2 separate regions of the Homo sapiens genome follow, and region 2 is linked to region 1. A link is a loop called in an ENCODE intact Hi-C map of the cell type or tissue named here. Cell type or tissue: OCI-LY7. All regions are shown on one strand. Links, peaks and the distances in the headings refer to the core of each region. The heading gives the core; the rest is flanking DNA. Region 1 has its middle 30 kb from the start of LINC02421. Region 2 holds the start of LOC124902958 (a long non-coding RNA gene).

Evidence for each region. Hi-C counts contacts between places; a loop is a spot of excess contacts. Peaks named below come from ENCODE experiments on the same cell type or tissue, not always from the same donor. Only the 100,000 strongest peaks of a DNase experiment are listed, where the experiment ranks them.
Region 2: a loop joins it to region 1, with 5 times the contacts of the local background. A loop is called at or near these places in 5 of 110 quality-filtered maps.

The regions. Positions count from the first base shown.
Region 1 is chr12:67,753,568-67,764,669 of GRCh38, reverse strand. No RefSeq gene overlaps it. Among named protein-coding and RNA genes, the nearest start is that of LINC02421, 30 kb to the right of the region's middle. In OCI-LY7, for the core only: a CTCF peak has its summit at 6,211; a DNase peak (open chromatin) is centred at 6,359; H3K4me3 peaks cover 832 bases; H3K27ac peaks cover 1,857 bases.
Region 2 is chr12:67,693,508-67,704,609 of GRCh38, reverse strand. LOC124902958 (a long non-coding RNA gene) reads left to right here and starts at 10,408. Exons shown (of 2, transcript XR_007063355.1): 1 at 10,408-10,658. In OCI-LY7, for the core only: no CTCF peak of the experiment used is centred there; a DNase peak (open chromatin) is centred at 5,619; H3K4me3 peaks cover 2,614 bases; H3K27ac peaks cover 1,998 bases.

The DNA of each region.
Region 1 (11,102 bases), core at 4,074-9,073:
CTAATAGACACTATTACAAAAGGAAAAAATGGCATGCAATTGGCAGAAAACAAACACCAAGAGGCAGTTAACAGCATTACTTCAGGCTGGACGTGGTGGCTTACTCCTGTAATCCTAGCACTTTGGGAGACCTAGGCAGGAGGATCCCTTGAGTCCAGGAGTTCAAGTTTGCAGTGATCTATGATTTTGTACCATCACACTCCAGCCTGGGTGACTGTGTGAGACTCTGTCTCTTAAAAAATAAAACATTTTTAAAAAGACTATTTATTTTCAATAAAGCATAGATAAAAAAAAAGCTTTGTCAAAACTTCTTTCAATACCCATATTTGTAGCTCAAATGAAAAATTTAAAAAGAGGTTAAGAGATACTTCCCTCAAGTTCTTTCGGTGGTTACAGTTAATGTCACTAAATCATAACCTCAAAGCTACAACCGAACTTTAGCCAGCCTTCCCTACCCCATACAGGGTTGGGGAACATATCTATAGCGAAGGTTGGTACTGCTTTGGAGCTTTGCATGTCAGGAGTACCAGATCCTTTAAAAAATGTGGACCATGAACCTAGCATGTTCATATTTGTAAATGGTTTATATTAAAAATTAATATTAACAAATAAGGTTTCTTTACTTCATTCAACAATTATATTTTGAGTTCTGCTCCATGTCGTTCTTTATTGTTAGCTGATAGAGATAATGTAATGACTAAAGAGTTCCTACTCATTGGAGCTCTTAGTGGAGGAAACAGATAAATAAAAAGTAAAAATAAATACTGATTTTCATCATTACTATGAAGGGAATAAATAGGGTGATATGATGAGTAAGAGAATACCTGCCACAGGGGCATTATTTTAGAAAGTACAGTCTGAAGAGAAAGACCTCTCTGAGAATAGTACATTTTGAGTTAAGACAGGCCTGGAAGTACAAAGGTCCTGACATAAGAGCCAGTTTAGGATTAGGACCAGAAGCAATATCAGTGCAGGGCTTGAGTCTTTGGCAAAACAAGGGGAAGGAGGAGAGAGATAAGGTTGGTCAGTAGGGAGAGACCAGACAAGGCCACAAAAAAGTTGACATTTTAATTCTAATTTCAGTGGGAAGGCATGGAAGAGATTTTAGCAGAGAAGGAATGTGATCTGAATTCCAGGTTTAATGTCAACAATTTCTAAATTGTGCTCTAATTATTAATAACCATAGCTTTATCACCAATGCGATGACCATGTAGACACCCAGAAAACTGTGGCGCACCTGCATATCATCTTAGCCACTCAAGAGGCTCTTCCAAGTTTAGCCTCTTAAAGTTTGAAAATTCTGCATCATCAGGAACTGAGTCGTTTCAGAAGTTAACCTGTATCACAGAATCCCAGGTAGAAATGCTCCTTTCTTCTCCCTCTGGGTCAGCAGCTAGTAAGTGTCTTTCTCTCTGATTATATCCAGGAAAGTAAATAGCTCCTACAGCCAACCTAGGTACATGAACTGACCCACCAGGTTATACAGGACAGCAGTCACCAAACTTTTTGGCACCAGGGACTGGTGTCATGGAAGACAATTTTTCCATAGACAGGGTGGGGGGTGGCGGCGGTGCGGGAGGGTGTGATAGTTGAGGAGGGTGAGGGAAAGTGACGGTGAAATGGGGGTAGAGGGAGGGATGGTTTCAGGATGGAACTGTTCCATCTCAGATCATACCGGCCATTAGATTCTCATAAGGAGCACGCGACCTAGATCCCTCACATGTCCAGTTCACAATAGGGTTTGTGCTCCTGAGAATCTGATGCCCCTGCTGATCTGACAAGAGGTGGAGCTCAGGTGGTAATGCTCACTTGCCTGCTGCTCACCTCCTGTTGGGTGACCCGGTTCCTAGCAGGCCAGGGGCCAGTATTAGTCTGTAGCCCGGGGGGTTGGAGAGCCCTAATACGGAAGACCTGTTACCCTGATCTTGGTATCATATTCCAGGCCTAGGAAACTAAACTGGTAAAGACAAGCAAACTCCCTATTTCAGACATCAGGCCTGGGAATAGACTGTTTGTAAAATGGTACCTGAAGAATATAATGATTTCAGCAGCTGTGCTTTGGGTGAACTTTCTTCCCTCCGATTTTGGCTAATATCTTGATGGCTTTTTTACAGCTTCTGATACCACAGCTCATTAGCACTTAGTGAAAACATCTATACTGAATTCTTACCTTCCTGAGTCTAACTTAACTTCTGGTGACTTGGGGGTGAAGAGAGAGGGGGCTGACAATATTTAATTTGGAATGGGCTGAGATATATTTTTGTGGGTAGATATTTTTCTCTGCAGGATTGACCACCTAAATGTTCAAGAGCTACAAATGAAGAATGACATGCTTCCCATGCCATTGGCAAGGCCTCAAGGGTCTCAATAAAGCATCACTTAATATTCATGAGGTTTCTTTCATGCATGCCCTCCTTAGTCTCAGGCTACAGAGCGGGTTAGGTGGAGGTGCTTATGAAGTACTCTCTGATGAACAGAAGCATAAATCTTGAGTTTAATTAGTAATGCTATTCAGCTCCAAGACGAGCTGACATGCCCTTTGTAGGGCTTTGAGTTGGTAAAGCCAGGGGATCAATATCACTTTAAAGGTTGTTTCTCTCTGTTCACACATAGAGCACAACAAAGGAAAGAATTCTTCTAGGAAACAGCAGAGAGATCAGTTTCTTCAAAAGTGGGTGAAGATGTAGACAATGACCATTTTTCACAACAAACATCAGCAGAACAATTTTGTGTTTTAAACACAGATTTAATGGGTGGGTTTGTGTGAATGTGTGCATTTGGCAAAGTTCTCAAGAGCTGTTCTTTCTTCATGGGGGAAGAAAAGAAACTCTCAGCAAAGGCCAAGGAAACTATTTCAGCTAAGAAAGGAACTGCAATGGTTTGTAATGTAACTCATGAAATAATTGTAGCCAGAGCCAGAAAATGCAGTCATTGGGAAAGCCTCAGTAAGAATAAGACTGTGAGGGGCCCCAGACAGCTGTGCTTTCATCTTTACCATCTCTACTACAGGAAAATGACCTTACAACGACTTTCAAGACCTATATTTCTTTATGAAAGAAACTATTAGCGGGAATAAGAAAATTATAGACGGGGCCTAAAAATGGAATAGAAGAGGAAGTTCTTTTGAGTTTACTTAGAAAGAAAATAATTAAACTCCTTTGAAATTATCTTTTATCTTAAAGTACAAAAGAGGCCCTTGGGGAGGGAAGAGACCATAAGCAGGACACATGGTCAGATCAGGCCTTCACAGGCCAATTGCTGAAACAGATGAAATTAAAAGCCATTGATTTAATTAGGTCACCTTAGCACTTTGATCAGGGAGACCATTTACCAAGTGTGACGTTGCTCGATATTTGGCTATTACAACAGAAAGAAGAAAAGACGGATCAGTGGTTGAAGAAGCGCTCATGGATATGCACAGAGACAAAGTGTATAATGAGCAAGTGAGTGTTCCCTGTGGTTGCTGGGGTCTGGATTTGCGTTTGCTCTCCTCAGATGCCCTTCTCTGCCTTTTTCTGTCCTGTTCTGTACCGCAGAGGCGGCTAACTCCTACACACTGTCTAGGCTACTGGACCATTGGCTTTCTATTGGAATTGCGACTAGAGAGTGGGAGGAAAGACAGATATGGGTATTTTCCTCTGCTCTGCCCTCTACTTTCACTGCTAAGCTCTGACAAGGCAGCATCTTCTCAGGCCACTCTCTCCAGGCCTCTAGTTCTCAGTGGGCTCTGGGAACACCATTCCCCTACCTTTCAGCTCTGCAGGTGATAATGGTTTTCTGCTCTTGCTAATCTCTGGTTGCCTCACCATCTCCCTTCACCCTACTCACACCTTTCACAATAGCCCCTCTTACATTTGCTTCACTCAAACCTCTGGAGTTGAACTGTTTTTTTCTGCCAGAACACTGACTCATATAGTCCTAGATAACTTGTCACACACACAAAAAGACTACAATTGTAATCTAAGGCAAATGGCTACAGTATACCATTGGTACCTTATTTAAATGCAATGCCTTCATGTGGAAAATAACATGACATTAGTACAGAGGTCAGATTCGGAGTTTGTCGTTTTCTCATTGTTTTCAGCAGGGGTCCATGATCTTTCTATAGGCATAACAGAAGTCTGGGCCAGAGCTCCAGATATCCATTATAAAATCTACATTACTAGGAACCCAGAAAGATAAAACAAAACAGCAGAAGTTAGTTGTAGCAAGTTTTCTGAGTAGTGTTAATGTTACAGTCTTGCGAATGCACCACAATGTAGCAGTCTCTTGTTGTTTCAGGTATCCCAGGGTTCTTTGCCTCGTGACCAAGAAAATTAAGGAGCGTGGACACAAAGGGTGAGGTTGGAATGAATGTTTAATAAGCAAAAGAAGAAAGCTCCCAACCAAGGAGAGAGGGCCCAAAACAGGGTTGCCAACTATGAGGCTGAGTCCAGGGTATGAATGGACTGGGAAGGGGAGGAATGTGCTGACTGGTCTGCAGGCTGTTTTGGAGAAAGCACCACTTAGAAAGAGGTATCATAGTGTAAAGAACCAATTGGAGGCAAAGGCGAAGGTTTGGCTTGGGACCTTGGCCTGGGACCAATCAGAGGCTGAAGTGATGACTCAACCTATGTAAATGAAGACTTAGCCCACTGCCAATTACAGAAAGGTAGGCATATGTAAAATAGGTGAAAAGTAAGAAACCAGTAGGTGAAAATAAGTGACTAAGGCATGCCAAGGAGAGAGAAACATGTCCAAATAGGGGTAGAATTTGTTCATCTGGGTTTACCGAGTAAGTGTTTCCATTCAAGGATGCAGTCTCTTTCTTATCTGGGGCCCGCAGTTTGATTTTCAGGCTGTTCTTTGTTTGAATGAATTTTTACCAGGGACTCACCCTAACTGCCTGCCTGACTGGTTTCTTACTTTCTCCTCTCTCATTAAGAGAGTTTAGGACCCTACAAATATTTCCCAAATAACCATTTATAAAGGAATAGAGACATTGTGCATTTGCTTTTCCCCGGCTATAAGAAGGTAGTTAAGGCAAGACACTGGTACTTAGACAAAAGAGAGAGAGAAGAGGAGAAAGGGGAAGAAGAGGAGAGAGGAAAGAAGGAAAGAAAGGGTTGAGGGTGGGGAAAAGAGAGAACTATAAATTCTTTCTTAAATTTCAGCTAGGGCTAGTAAATTTTCTTTTTTTGAAAACTGAATAATTTTATTTGCAGAATTAATGGCAAGATTTTTGCTTTGTAAAAAGGGCCAGCCTACATAGATACTTAATTTATAACCTGGAACTGAGAGGCCTTTCCTGAACAACTCTATCTAAAATATTTCACCCTCTCCCATCCTTGGTCCTCCACCATAATCCACTGCCCCATGATGTGTTTCATTGTTTTCACCAGGCACTTGGCACCACCTAACATTACATGACGGTGCTTATGTGTTTGTTGATTGTTGGTCTTGCACCCAGAATACCAGCTCCATGAGGCCAGGTGTGCTGTGTGCTGGTTCACCAGCACCAGGTAGACCGTGGGCATCAAGGTTCATGTGAACAGGGGAACCCAGCAAGGCTGGACCCCTGCAGTGGTGATTTCTCCTGAAAGGCACGTGGATGGGTGGTGTTGACCAAACAGCTGTGATTACATTTTCTCTCAGGAAGTCTGAATCCAGGACACTTACTTACTCAAAGGCAATTCTCTCCAAAAATTACTTTTTTGTGAAAACCTGTTTCAGGGCTTGATTCACATGTTGTTCGTGGCAGAGAATGAAGTGTCTCTTTTCTCTTCCTTAGTGCTGTGTTTTCTTCCTATGAAAAGAAAAAAAGAAAAGACTCCAGATGGAGAGCCTCAAATTGTCGGCAGATTTGAAACTCCCCTGGAATTTGTATTGGTGATGCAGAGTTTGGTGCAGACTGACAAGTGAGTAATCTTCTATCTTATCGCTTCAATTTCAGGCTTCAGAGATGCCCAGCTCTGTTGTTCAAAGAGTTTTATTAAAAATTTGTGAGGAGGGGAAAGCAGTCTCTGTGGGCCTGTCTGATTTCATTATCTCTGACAGAGCATGCAGATGGAGCAGAGCCAGTGGAAGTCCACAGACAGCCATTCATGGTGCTGGGCTAAAGCAAAGGCCTCCGGAGCCTCCCCGCACTGATCATACATGTTCTAATCTGGTGGGATCTTAGTCCATGTTCCATTGCTTATAACAGAATGCCTAAAACTGGGTAGTTTATTTAAAAAAAAAAAATTTACTTCTTAAGTAATGAAGGCTGAGAAGTCCAAGGTCACAGGGACACATCTGGTGAGATGGGGACTTGCTGGTGGGGCCTCTCTGCAGCATCCCCAGACAGAACAGGGAACCACATAGCAAGGTTGCTCAGCATGCCGGCTCAGGTTTCACTTCCTCTTATAAAGCCAGCAGTTCCACACCTGTGATAATTCATTAATCCTTTAACCCATTAATCCAACGATGAATAGATTAATCTATTCATGAGGGCAAGCCCTCATGACCCAAACACCTCTTAAAGGCCCCATCCCTCAATACTGCCACACTGGAGATAAAGTTTCAACATGAGTTTCGGAGGGGACATTCAAACCATAGCAGGATTTCTCATACATGAATTCATGTCTGAGAAACATACATGAATCTCAATACATAACCCAGTGTATACTTCTCAGTTATTAAACTATAGCAGTCTAGTCAAAAGACACAGACCTACTAATCCCCAACCTTCAAATTGCTTCACTTAGTGCAATTTCTGCTGTTGCTCATCTCACTAGCAAAACTGCATTCTCTGATAATTTTTCCTATAAGTCCAGATTGAGCGACAAGCTGCCATCTGTTCCTCTGCCAGCTTGGATGCATAGTTGGAATCTAGCATTCCATAAAGGCATTCGGATTGCATTCAGACAATGTTTCAATCATCCTAAGTCTAGGTACAGACCTCACAGTACTCTCAAAGGCAAGGATTGGTCTGATAGCACCCACTAAAATGGAGGTCCTGGGGAGGGGGCAGACTGGCTTGCCTGTCCCATAAGAAGGAGCACTAGGTCACATGAAGGCAATTAGCCCAGCCAAACAATCTGCCCCTTCCCATACATATTGTTCTAGTTGCCAAGAGGGGTCTCCAACTTTAAGAGTGGCCATACTGAAAGATGTCCAATGGAGTTTTGTAAAGAATTGGGATGAATGAAGGGCTGGAAGGAGTGCACTGGTAATACAGAATGGGCAAGAATGCAGAATGGGCAAGTAGATAGTCAAGAGCCCCAGCCTGGCAGTCTGGATTTAAACCCTAGCTCACTCACTGGCTTCATCCTAGCCTTTCTCCACTCTCGAGAAATGGTAAGCTCAACTGAGAGCTTTATAAAAATGTCCATGTCTGGGCACAACCCCCAAAACAATTAAAATAGAATCAAATTAGAACCTCTGCTACTACCTAAAAGTTCTAGCAGAATGCATAAGGTTGCATGATTCAATATATTAAAAGTCTGGGAAAATCGGAAATGCAGAAAATGCAAAGCAAATGAAGAGGATAAGTTTCTTTGGTTCTCCTGGCCACACTCACTCTGAGAGATGGCCGTGGCATTGCTAGAACCAAAGGGTTTCCAACCAAAGAGAAAAGTAGAGCTAGGGTGACCCAGGGCAGGGAGGGCTACCTCCTGCTCAGGCCCCAGTACTCCCTAGCTGCCTTGAGGTCTTTGGATACTCCCAGACCTGTGCTCAGGCTATAAAACTACCTCATCTACCTAAGGCCAGGCAGCACTACTTTGATTCTTTGTTAAAATCCCACTGACCACCAAAGATAAAAACATCGCCACTTCCTCAATAGACCCCCTTCCATCTTATCTAAGACTTTGTTCTTGCTTAATCTAACCTATTTCCTTGCACAAGAGAAAGAGGATGGCTTTTTTTTCTTTTATGTTAGAGGCCGTATTAAACTTGGCAGTGGTATAGACTTTCATTCAAGGATTCACTGCCCTGTTACAGTGGGGTTGTGCAGGGCACTGTCCATAGAGCTATAGGTGATAGCCTTGGCCCTAAGGTCTCTGAGGTAGACACAGATTAGACAAGCATGCTACAGACACAAAGTGCAAGTGAGTGAATTAATAGCCACACACACACACACACACACACACACACACACACGCAGGAAGCCATTAGCATGGCAAAGAAAGGAACATCACAGCAATAACAAAACCAGGAGAAAACCCATTTTCTTTTTCTTTTCTTTTTCCTAAGTGAACTCAGCAAAGGTAGAGAATGACCCATTTTAACCTAGACAGTGATCAAATGGTTCGTGTAAACTGTGATTTTCACTGCTTCTTCCCCAGCCCAAGAAATAATGCTTTTCTTTGAAGAACTGATGTTGCACTCTAAATGATACATTTGGCACTAGAATTCAGCGTTCTGTTTCTCTGTAGGATGATAATGGAAACTGGATATATGTCTAATTCTCAACTTACATAATTAGTAACTTTATACCATGCAAAATTAAAAAAGAAAAAAAATGTCCTGCTACAAGATAGCATCTCAGGAGGTAAAGCTGAAGTTGTTCTGTAGGTTTAAAATTATTTAGTATGAAGACTTCTTTAGCCCTGAGTTATTACTGCTTGCTTCTTCTGTTAACATTGCATTATTATTATTATTATTACTACTACTACTGATCACTGTGAAGAGGAAATATCACCATAGAAACTTGGAGGCTAGAGAGTGGGAGGGAGAAGGGGAATGGCTCCGATACAGAGACTCAAAACCACAGCTCTCTGCATCTCCTGAGAAGCCTTTCAGAAAGGTGTTTTCTTCAAAGAGAAGAATTTAGGATTAGGTTTTCTATCTCTAGTTTTCATGAGACCCCAGTGCATGACACAATTCACTCTTTGGTGAATAACCCCATGGAGGGCAGAGCAGACCAAATAAGAAAAGAAAAGAAATGAAGATTAGCTAGAAGACACTGCATCTGTAATGGGATAAATCAACCAGTCCCCTTTTCTTCTCCTTTTGGTTCTTCAGGTATGTAATTATTATTTCTTATCCACAGACTCAATATGCCTTTTTCCAGAACATGTAATCTTAAGTTGACTTAATAAAACTATACTTTTGATCTCAAATCTTCTTAAAAGTTGGGTTTCAGTTCACTAACCACTTCAGGGGATTCACAGAGGTCTATGCCACAGTCAGTCGTAATTAGGAACTGACTTGGGCAACAACTGGAATCAGGACCTTTTTTTAAAAAAAAAGTATTTCCCCTGAACAAAGAGAAGTTCCTCCTTTGGTGAAATGCATCTTTGTAGAACTAATGGCTAATTTCTTGTTTTCTTAAAGGGCGTTTTATCTCCTCCCTGGAATCTCGATCAGAGAAGTAGGGTTTCTTCCCCACCTCATTCTCCCCTCACCCCAGACACACACACACTTGCTTTCAAATTCTTTGCTGCTGAAGGTGTCCCTTTGGCACACACACAAGGAGAGAACAGCCTCTCCAAGCATATCTTTTAAAGTGAGAGGAGCAGGGTCGGCAACTGCAACCACAGCAAACAGTCTACATCAAGAGTGCACAGTCTTGCCTCATAGGTGAGAATTCAGGCCAATTCAAATATTTCCAAAACACCTCTCAGAGCCAAACGCTCAGCCCCGTGCACTTAGGCAGCAAACACTGCAGTCCTCAACTCGGGGATGCAGTCCTCCCTGTTCACGTTTGATTAGGTTCACCTAAGAATATTGACACTCCCGATTTCAAGTTACTACTAGATCTAGTCTCTGAGATTTGCAGAACTCCATACCATAGCTGTCATTGGATGAAGTCTGTACTAAACTCTTAATAATAATCATTAATGTTTAATAGAACCAAACAACGTACAAGTTGCTTTTACATCCACTGTATCTGGTGCATAGTAGGCACTGTGAAATGAGAAATGGATGAATGCAAAATGACGTGATTTTTAAGAGATTAAAATGACCTACCAATGCTGAGGAAAAGGGGGATGATGAGAAGTCTCCCTGGTGTTAGAGTGAGCTTCACTTTCCAGAAGAAATTTCCAAACATCTATAGTTATGACAGCGTTCCATCTAAATTTCCAAAACAGTTCCCACTTTGATTAATGTGCCTTCTTGTTGCCGTAAATACCCTTGTACTTGCCATATTGGGTACCTTGTATTCTTAGTTTATAGTCAGCATAATTCAGACTTGCTGTGATTTTTGCTGCACAACCAGGCCTCTTAAACATAAAAAGCAGTCCTAGGTCACTCTCAGTTTCTGGGCTGCAAGCATACTACACATATATATGTATGTGTGTATGTGTGTGTGTGTATTGTGTGTGTATGAAGAATGCCAAATCAAAGTTACAAAAGTTGTGAGATGATTTATACATCAGCATTAAACAATTGAATACCTTGAAGCCCTCCAAAATACAGTGTAATATGATTGTGCTATTCACGTGAAATTTGTATAATTCTGTGTGTGCGCACACACACACACACTCACCCTCTTTGGATGGTGTGGTTTGTTACTGGGTCACCAGTTTAATGATATATAAACATCTTTTGGTCTTGTCCTTGGATCCCCATAGTTCTGGCTGGCTAGAAGTTCATTTGGATATCATATTAAACACCTAAATGGGGGATGCTGTATTGATACTAAATGCCCTTCTGGCTGCCAGGTGAAAGGCCTTAGGGTGCATGCTAATAAACCAGCCCTGAAGATTAGTACAGGTTCCGAGTAAACTGTTCTGCCTAAGAGGAGACAGCACATTCCCAGAAACAGACTGGGAGCATTGTCTGAGCTCTGTCCTTTGCTGTCCTTGCTTTGAGCTCACAGTTTAGGAAGAGCTGGGAAAAGCCCTGTGGCCTGGAAACAATTTCATAGGCTGAATCATTTTTAAAACTAACTGGAGAGTTGTTAGAACCTCCATTATGGGCTCTCTTTTCCACAGTACCTTCAAAGGGAGCGATAGGTAAAGCACAAACAGAATCAGCTTTCAAAAGTTCCCTGGCTTCCCACCTGCTGCTGCTGCGGGCTTCCTGTGGGAAAAGGGAACCGCTGGCCTGTGGGAGAGGAATCAGCTATTTCTCAAAGCCACTGGGAGAGCACTTTTCAAAGGCAAAAGGAAATCTTCCCATGAAGCTGTTAGTTA
Region 2 (11,102 bases), core at 3,146-8,145, 59 kb after region 1:
GAACTCAGGACCTGCCAAGGAAGGGATCCCAGTGAAGACACCAGGTTCTCCGTTGGGCCAAGGATAGACAGTAACCTGGCCTCACTGCCACACCAAAAACTAAATCAAGATGGATCATGACCTAAATGCAAAAGATAAAACAATAAAACTCCTAAAGAAAACAGGAAAAGATCTTCATAATCTTGGAGTGAAATTTCTTTTTTTTCCTCCCAGTTTTAAAAACAGCATACTCTACTTTGCTTCAAAAGCATTTCAACATTCTGAGAGAACTCAAATCTATGTATTAAGAGTAGGATGTAGGTTGCCTCTGGGGAGAAGGGGCAGCTGGAGCTTCAAGGAGCGTGCATGGGGGCTTGTCATCACGGGTGGTTGTCACCCAGGTGTGTTCATTTTGTGGAACTTCACAGTGCTCTATGCCTCCTCTATGCGTTCTTCTGTGCTATGCTGTGCCTCAATAAAAACATTAATAGGAAAGGGAGTCTTAGCGTTCTAATGATACCAAAAAAATAACAGAATGTTGCAAAGTGTGTGCTTGAGGTCAGAAGGCTTATGCACCTTCCTTGAAGCAGTACCTATGCAGTTTTCTGACAACGAAGACCTCTACAGTTTGTTTTCAAACTACTAGATTTAATTAAAAATAATCAGAACACTTCCCATGCCAGCCAGTGCCCCTTTTCCACAGCTAAGAATGTCAGCAGAATGTTATGTCACTGTATAGAAAAACAAGACAGCCGGAAGCAGTGTAAAGAGGTTTAGCCTCATCCTTGAGCTACAGCCCCCTCCAAAAAGTGCCACCTTCTACAGCATTACACCACCAAGCACAGACCATAAAAAGTCATCTAGTTTGTTTTGTTCTTTTTACAAATTACAGCTGATGTACAGTTGATAACTCAAGACTTCTAATCAATAACACTACCTTACACATAAGTTTTTTTTTTTTTAATTTCAGGAACATTTTTAATTGCCTTCTCTCACAGATCTCTAAATTCATGGAGTGAGGATAACAAAAGAGTTTCTTTTCATTTTAAAAATGTTTAGAAATATGGACAACTTTGATTGAATTTCTGGGTGCTTGTGACACCCATGAACACAACATAGAAACCACTTGCATTTCCTGGAGCGCTTCAAAAACTACAGTGTAATTATATTTCAATTGCGGAATGAAACCCAGTGAGAACAACAGACTCTCAAATAGGAGGTGGTCAGTTACTGCAGTTGTCCTGTATACATACACATGGAGACAGACATGCAGTTTTCCTCATTATTCTCTTTTGCATCCTCTTTTTCCCTTTCTCATACTCCTCACCTTACTCTTCCATCTTTTTTTCTGGTGTGTGCTAGATGATCTCTTTATTCCATCTGTATCAGGCAGTTCTTGCACTGCTATAAGGAAATACCTGAGACTGAGTAATTTATGAGAAAAGAGGTTTAATTGGCTCACAGTTCAGCAGGCTATACAGGAAGCATAGTGGCATCTGCTTCTGGGGGGGTCCTCAGGAAGCTTCCAGTCATGGCGGAAGGCAAAAGAGAAGCAGACGCTTCACATGGCAAGAATGGGAGCAAGAGAGAGAGCATGGGTTACAGGGGAGCTGCCGCAAACTTTTGAGCAAGCAGATCTTGTGTGAACTCAGAGTGAGAGCTCACTTATCACCAAGGGGATGGCCCAAGCTATTCATGAGGCATCCGCCCCCATGATCCAAACACCTCCCACCAGGCCTCTCCTCCAGCATTGGGGATTACAATTCCACATGAGATTTGGGTGAGGACAAATAGCCAAACTCTATCACCATCCCTTTGCTTTAGATTATAGTTGGCCACCTACTTCCCATACATCTCCTTCAACTTTGTTATAAGGTAGCTTTTCACCATCACTAAAATTATCCTGCATGTTTTATTTTTCTGTCACTGTATAACAAATTACCACACACTTAACAGCTTTTAACAAAGTCCAGCACGATGTCACCTGGTTCTCCTCTCAGGGAATCACAAGGCGGGAACCAAGCCATCAGCCAAGCTGGGTCCTCACCTGGAGGCTCTAAGTAGACATCACCTCCAGGCCCACACAGGTTGCTGGAAGAATTCAGTCCCTTGTGGTTGTAGGACTGAGGATCCTCTTTCCTTGATGCCTGTTGGCCAGGGCCTCTCTCAGGTCTTTTAAGGTTTCCTGAATTCCTTCTCAGGTGGGCCTGCTGCAACTTCAAGCCATAACCCCTTTACTCTTCAAATCTCTCTGACTTCTTCTGCCACCAGCTGGAGAAAGCTCTCTGCTTAAAAGGTCTCATGTGATTAAATTAGATCCTCCAAGATAATCTCCTATCTTAAGGAGATTACCTAACCCTGCCATGAAATATGATAACCACACTAGTGAGTGATGTCTCATCATATTCCCAGGTTCCTGGGATTAGGGGGAAATATCTTTATGGGGGCATTTTAGGAATTCTACATACATAACAGTCATCCAGGTTTTTGGCGACATCTCCGGTAGAAATGCCTAAATTTGTGGATTTACTATTGGGCAGAGATCTAAGTAGAAGAGGAAGGTGGGGCATGAGGGGAGGGTGTTATCATCTTTCTTCTTGCCTCCCTTAGTTGGTCTATAATCCTTTATTTCCTGCTCATAGTATACCACACCATTTCATCAAATTTGTATTTCTCTTTCACCACACATTGTATTCCACCTCTCAGTGTATTTCCACTTCTTGGAAACTGCAGTTTACAGAGGCCTCTGGATTATTATTTGTATTTTCCTCCCAGCATTGTCTTCATAAACAAGGCATGAGCAGACATCTTGCCTTTTGGTTTCTTGGGGTCACCTTTAGCTATCCTGACTGTGCTGTTTGTACTCTAGGCAACATAATGTACAACAGTTTCTCAGTGTTGCACTAGCTGTTTCCACAAGAACTGTCTCAGGCAAAGATTTCTTAAAACACAAAAAGCAATAACTGTGAAGGGGAAAAATATTGATCAATTGGACTGCATTAAAATTAAGAGCTTCAGTTCTCCAAAACCATTAAGAGAGTAAAAAGTCATACACTGAGAGAGAGATTTTCAAACATATATCTAACAAAGGACTATTATCTGGAATATTTAAAGCACTCCTTCAAATCAATGAGATACAGGAAAATAACTCGATAGAAAAATGGGCAAATGTCAGAATAGATACTGTATGAGAGAAGATGTTCAAACAGAAAATAAACATATGAAAAGGCACTCCATTAGTCATTAGGAAAGCACAGATGAAAATTAAGATGGAAAAATCCCAGTGACTCAGGAGAGGTTGAGCTGGGAGGACTGCAGTCCCAGTAACTCAGGAGGCTGAGGTGGCCTGAACCAAGGAGCTCGAGGCTGCTGTGAGCTATGATCACACCACTGCACTCCAGCCTGAGAAACAGAACAAGTCCCTGTCTCTGAAAAAAAAAATGTTTTTAATCATAATGCAAAAACTACAACATACCCTCCAAAATGACTAAAATGAAAAAGACAGACAATATAAAGCAACCAGAACTCTCTTATTCTGCTGACCAGAGTGTAAATTGTTACAACTACTTTGGAAAGCTGTTTGACAGTATCTACTAAAACTGAACATACCCATACCTTATACTCAGCAACTCCACTCCTAAAAATATGCCCAACAGAAATACATATGTATATCTAACAAATGGCATGAACAAGAATGTTAACAGCATTAATAGTAACATAAGCAGTATTTGTAATATTCCCAAACTGGACACAACCCAAATGTCCATCAACAATAGAATGGATACAAAAATCATGGTAAATTCATACAATATAGGAGAACAATATGCAAGAATGAGAATAAATAAACTATAGCTACATACAAAAAAAGGATGACTCTCACAAACATAATGTTGAGTGAAAAAAAAAAGCCCATTACAAAAGAGTACGTCAGGATTCCTTTTTCATAAAGTTTTACAACAGGAAAAAGTAATCTGTGGTTGTATTATTTTGGTGCAAAAGTAATTGCGGCTTTTGCCATTACTTTAGAGTTTGAATCCTGGCAGTGAATACTATACTGACTTTTATTAGGTTGGTGCAAAAGTAATTGTGGTTTTTGTCATTAAAGTAATGTGTGCAGGAAAACTGCACATTACTTTAATGGTAAATGCCGCAATTACTTTTGGACCAACCTAACAGAAATGAGTATAATATTTACCCTTGGAAGTGACTGTGAGTGGAAGGAGGCACAAGAAGGCATCTGGGGTTCTGGTAAGATTCCGATTATTGGACTGGGTACTAATTATATGTGTGCATTCGTTTCATGAAAATGAGTTGAGCTGTGCACTTATTTGTGCACTTTCTGTATGCACTTCATACTGCAACAAAATGTTTACATTGTGCAGAACAATGTATGTATCCAATATCTTTCCCACCCATGAGTACAGAACCACACCTGGTTTGTTCACTACAATATCAGCATTCCCCGAACAGTGTCTAACACACATTGTTGCTTGTTGAATGGAAGATTAATGACTTTTTAAGAGAATTTCCTTAATACAGCTGATTTTTTTTTGTCCTCATCAGTGGAGCTATATTTACCCGTTTTATCAGATATCTTTTGATATTGCAAGGCAGTTGTTTCAGGTAGACCAGCTTGCAGACAGGAGAGCTGAGAGCAAAATGCAGTGAGGGAGATGGAAATTAAGCTCCCTGAGGTCAAGAACTTTTATACTGCTTGCTCACAGTGCAAGGTGGTGCTGTTCAGATAACTTTATGTGGGTAAGTCATTTAATCCTCATAACAACTAATGAAGCACCTCACAAATGAGCTAACTGATGAGAAAATTAAGGCTTAGAGAAGTTTTATAACTCAAGTAGGGAATAACACTGCCAGGATTTAAACCCTAAGTATGAGTTTAACTATGGTACTATCTTCTTACCTCTGCACATAGTATGCACTTGAAAAATATTTGTGTAAGAGTACATAATGGACCTCTCCATCATACCTTGTGTTTCTCCTCCCCACTTCCCCACACAGGCATAATTGTGTACTTACGATCTGGTCTCAGTGGTGGCAGTGGGTGGGGGGAGCTGGGAGAAGGAGGGCAAGGGAGCCTTTTAGCCCAGCCTCCTAGTTTAGACAGGGTCGCAGACATGGACATTTGACATCATCCCCAAGTGAGATTATATGTGCAGTAACTTTCACTCGTCTGACTGGAGGGAGTTGTCCCTCACACAACCTTAAACTTGGGTCCCACTGCCTATAGTATACCCTGTAGAAATGCTTCTTTATGTTGAAATCTTTTGAAAAGCAAAATAATTACATTGCACTTACTTAAATGCATGTGTTAAGACTACTAATTTCTTAAACATAAACATTAAAAAGTATACCACAGTGTTTGTAAGTCTGTCTTGGCATTTCTTCACTTTCTAACACATCATGAGTATTAAAAATAAAAAAACGGAAGTGGCTCAGGCACTTCTACTTCAGAGAGACCCTGACTAATGCCTAAGAAGTTGGTTTCTGTGTGCACGGCAGGATTTTATCTCATGCCAACCAGGGGTGTAACTACTGCTACATGGGGAGACACAAAAAGCCCTTGGGCTAATGTGAATCAGTGAAACCCACAGAAAACTGAAAGCCTCATTCAATTTCAACTCTTTACCATGCAAGGCTTATTGCTAGGGTGGCTTTAAATAGTCACAGAAATGCTTGATTTTACTTTCACTTCCTTCCTTCCCCATCTCAAACCTCTGTAGAGGTTCTTAGGAGGTTTCGATGACTAAATCAGATGATAACAGCAACATCTTTCACTTAGACAGACTTTACAGAACCTTTCGGTTTGGTCTCCTTTGGTCCCCTCAAAAGCCCAGGCAACAGCAATGACTACTGTTGTTTGATAGTCCTGCTGACTAACAACCCCTTCTCTACCCCAAAAAATGTGGGAGTGACTTTTCCTTTCATTACAGAATACTAAACAGCCAAGAATGGATCTCATTCCCCGTGATGGGGAGAAGAAAAGCAATACAGTCCAAAGGCTGAGAACCTTAGTATTGCCTTAAAAGTGCTTTGCTTATTGATGCCTTCACCTTCAATTATATGGAAAATTTTTTAATGCAGTTTAACAATTTTACTGTTTTCATCTACTGAAAAAAAATCAATCCAACACTTCTTTCAACATGCACTATAAGCTTGTGAAACTGTCCATGTGAACGAGGTGAAGGAATCAATTTTTATTTATTGAAGAAACCAAAAGTGGGGTAGGGGTGGGAAGGAATACATTTGGCAGAGGATGAAGCCATGTTACTTCAAAAGGGGAAAAAAAGAATATAACATAAAAGGGAAAATATTTCAAATTTGTAAGGAAAAATTGTTTTCACCAGAAAAATTTCCTCATGCTCTCATTTTTGTTTGGCTTTGTCTACTCATGGCATTCCAAGCAATCTGTCTCTTAGCACCACAGCTGTGAAATATATGCACTTACGGAGACTTCCCGGTTAGCCTCTTCACATTTCACTGGGTTTCATTGTGTGCAATGTCTTGCCATTGACTCTCACACTGTGCTGTGTATACTGTTTCATAATTCTGTTTTACAGAATAGCATTTTCATCTAATAGAAGTTAACATAATAAGGGAAATGGTGACAATAATATATGGTCACTAAACCATATTGCCATTTTGGAACAGTTTATTATGTACACTATGATCCATGTTATTCTAAAAGAATGGATGCATTCATGAGTAAACATAAGTACAGACTTTATAACAGAAATTTGCCTCTACTAGATTAGGAGTTGGCAAACTTCTTTGTCAAGGGCTAGAGAGCAAATATCTTAAGCTTTGTGGGCTATGCTGTCTCTATCTCAACTACTCAACTCTGCCATAGCAGGGAAGGCACCCAGAGACAGTACACAATATATGTAGACAGTAGACAGTGGACAATATGCAATGAATGACTGTGGTTATCCTAAACTTTATTTACAAAAACACACGGCAGTCGTGTTTGTGACACAGAGATGTAGTTTCCTGACCTCTGATCTAGAAGATAGGTATGTTTGCAACCACAACACAAAGGCTGCCCTGAGACTCTAAGCACTAAACATCTGTTTGGCAATTTACCTGAAAAGTTGTGGTTTTTTTTTTTTTAAGTTAAAATTAAAATGACTTTTCTCCTGAGAAAATATTTAAAAGAGTAGGTTTTGGCAAGTAAGTTGAAGGACACACTAGTTATTTTTCTACATCACAATAAAATTAACATAAAACAGGTCATTGGAAATAAAAGAATTTTTTTTATACATTGAATACACTGCCAATGCCTGGATGAGCCTTGAGCATCACAGATCTTTGGCTTAAAGCTTTGCCCATGTCCAGAGTCTCCCTCACAGGAAATCGATTGTAGAAGGTCAAGTTCATGTGTTTCCAGACTCACCTCCTCCTTTAATCTTGGTGCCATCGTTGGCCAGTGTACTGACTATTATTAAGGCAAAGCCAAGACTTGTAGAGATTCTGTATGATTTTTCAAGACATTGAAAAATGATTTAATTTTCAATTTGAGGTTGATGGTGATAGTCCTTTCCTTAATTTGGGAGTCTTCCTGATGTTTTAACAGACATTTCCCAGTCAAAAATTTGTTTGTTTATTTTACTGTATCTTTCTTGAGACAGGGTCTTGCTCTGTTGCCCAGGCTGGAGTGCAATGACACAATTACAGCTCACTGCAGCCTCTATCTCTTGGGCTTGAGTGATCCTCCCATCTCAGCCTGCCAAGTAGCTGAGATCACAGGCATGCACCATCACACCCGGCTAATTTTATTTTATTTATTTATTTTTATTTTTGTAGTGACAAGGCCTCCTTATGTTGTCCAGGCTAGTGTCAAACTCCTGGGCTCAAGTGATCCTCCCACCTCGGCCTCCCAAAGTGCTGGGATTACAGGCATGAGCCAATGCTGAGACAGGAATTGGTTTAAATTACAAACAAATGAACTGAAAAGAATCCCATGTCAGGTGGCACATTGTTGAGCATGAAGGGAAAGCAGTGTTATTCCCTTGCCTACCTAAATTTCTTTCTGCACTGAGCTGCCGCCTTAGACATAAAACACTGGCAGGAAGTAGAAATGATTGTATTACAGTATTAGTGCTTGCATATTAACAGAATTTATTCTAAAATATGCAAGTCACATAAATTGAAAGATTGTCTTGTTAAAGAACAGGGCTGCCCTGCTGAGTCCCAAGATAACAGGAATAGACCTGCCTTCTTATTTCTCAGAAAACAGGAGGCAGCATCTTGGGCTGGAGCAGAGGGGAAGGATTCTGTCTCTAGAATTCCTTTCCTATCTTTCCCTGGCTGACCCTGTCTTACAGATCTTTCCTTGTCTTAAACTGGGCTTCTCCAATGGCATAGCGATTAAGACAGCAATTTTACACTACTTTTTATTACTCAACATCTGACTGCAATATTTATTTTCATATTTGGCATTGGACTTTTATTAGCCTTCCTCCTTGAGGTGTTCAAACAAAGCAGGCAGGAGGACAGGCAGCTCATCTCCTGTGTGGTCAATGTCTCTTGAATAAATGAATGAATGAAAATCTGCATTTATTCATTCATCCATTCCGTGAAAATTTATTGAGTACCTACTGTATACTAGTAAAGAAAACAGGCAAAATTCCTGTCCTAATGGAGCAAACATTCTTTAAATTCAGAAAATTTTAAATAATGATATTAATTTAACAAGTGGAAAGTTCTACGGAGAAAAGTAAAACAGGAAAGGGGAAAGGGAATCCTATAGGAACTGAGTAGCCTAGTTATGGTAGCCATGGAAGCCTTAAATACAGTAGCCAAGGAAGCCCTCACTAAGGAGACATTTGAGCAAAGACTTGAAAGAGGTGAGAGAGAGAGAGAGCCTTGTTGACTTCTGAGGGAGAGAGCTCCAGGTGGAGACAATAGGGGTAGAGCAGAACCCTGAGGTAAAAGCTTGCCTATGGGAGAAACAGCCTGGGGCCCGGAGGCTGAGAATATAAAAAGGACAAAAAGGAAGAGGCTCAGACCATGGAAAGGACTCGGGCATTTATTCTAAATGAGGCAGATCAATCGCTTGCTTTTTCAGGTTTTCAAGAGTCTATTAGGGCATGACCTGTTCAATGGCTTTAACCCCTCATTCCGATAAAACGAGTTGACCCTACATGTCTGTTATTCTTTCATTGTCTATGTTTAATTTTCTGATGCATGAAATAGGAATAACACCTAGCTTTCCTTACAGAGGTGGTTGAAGGGATCCAATGACCATCAATATGGAAGCATAAATTTAGACTGTTCAATAAATTGGCAACACAACTATTTCAACAACTTTCTATTAAGTGCCTACTATGGGGAAGGCAAATTAAACCTTTGTGTAAGAGAGGAAGGAAAAAAGATAAAAGAATTGGAAGGGGCTGGAAAGGAAAGCAAAACCAGTAAGATGGGGGAGGAGGAATAAGAAAAGGGAAAGAAAGGTGATAGTTTCATGTGTCTAACCACAGGGATAAAGAGCGTGGCATTTGGGGTTGGATTGACCTGGTTTCAAATCTCAGATAGTCCACCTACTGGCTGTGTGACCTGGAGTAAGTCCCCACTTTGAGCCTATTTCCCTCTATGTAAAATTGGGGTTTGACATCTGCCTTATGGCACATTGTCAGGATTAAAAGAGAGATTGCACTAAATACCTAGCACAATGCCAGCACTAATTTACTTAGTAAATATTAACTACCTTCTTATTATAATTGTCATCATCATCAGCAGCAGCAGCAGCATCCCAGGAGGACAGGAAACTAGAAGCAGCTCTGCATTTTCTGACAGGGGAAGATAAAAGTAGGAATAGGAAATGCCTCTTGAATGGAAACTCAATTGAGTTTAGAATTCATTTTAAAAGCAGCTGACTGTAAGATTATGCACTGGGACTCAATTTATTACATGAATTGGGATGAGCCTAAAGGGACATCTTTTCAGTAATTCAAATCCCCAGGAAGTTGGCTTAGCTGGGAAACAGGAGTTATCCTGGAGAATATATATCTATAGGAAAGAACATAGAATTCTGGAAAAACTTGGTGATGATTCCAAATTAAAAACAAATATAGAAGACCTTGTGTGACTTGGATAAAGACTGTAATGTATTAGCAGTTCCAGGAAAAGTAAAAGACAGATTTGGAACTGAGCAATACAAAAATGAAATAGTGCTATGCCAAGGAAGAAGGGATTGAGTTAATCAGCTGCCAAGTGCCTTTCCATTTGGGACAGACAACGATTGTAGCTGGCAGCAGGAACAGCCAAAGACTTGATATACATGAATCTCACAAAATTGTCTGAATATATTTTGTTCTGTAATGGGCATCTGCCACTTTTTTGTTTGTCTGGTGTTCCTTACTGCAGAAAACTGCCCCTCCCGAACTCCAAATCATTCTCTTGAGTCTATGGATCAAAGGGCCCTGCTTCTCCCACTACCCTGTGATCCAGGGTGTTCAATCAGAACACCCCATTTCCTGAGTCACAGTGATTGGTCCAGAGGAATACACATGACCCAAGCATGGCCAATCAGTGCTCTCTGGAGTAATTGTCATGGATGCTGGCCGTTGAGTTTCTCCTTTTGAGACTGCTAGCTGTCAGTACCATACAACCCTGGAGCTACCTGAAGCCTTCTTGCCACCATGTGGAACAAGACTAAACATCAGGTCCAAACCTAGGCAAAAAGAATCAAAAGTGAGGGGAGAGGGGAAATGAGAGAGCGGAGAGGGCGGAGGGGAGATTTTGCTACTTTAACTCGAATTGGGATTCTTTTCATTTGATTAAGAAAAGCATGAAAGATAAAGCTGATTAGGGAAGGACCCTGCTCTGGCCTCTGGATTTCACCTTTTCTAAATCATTGTGATCCTGAGGATTTGCATGAATGGAATACTTTGGGTCTAATATGATTTATTGACTTGTGTTTTACTTGTATTTTCATCAGTAAATATTTCTGAATATATCTCTAAAAGATAAAGACTCTTAAAAATACCCATGATACCATGATCACCCCTAAAAGAATGGTGAACAGTAATTCCTTAATGTCATAAAACTCCCAGTTAATGTTCAAATTTTGGATTTGTACACAAGATTTAAAGTCAAGCTGAAAAAAA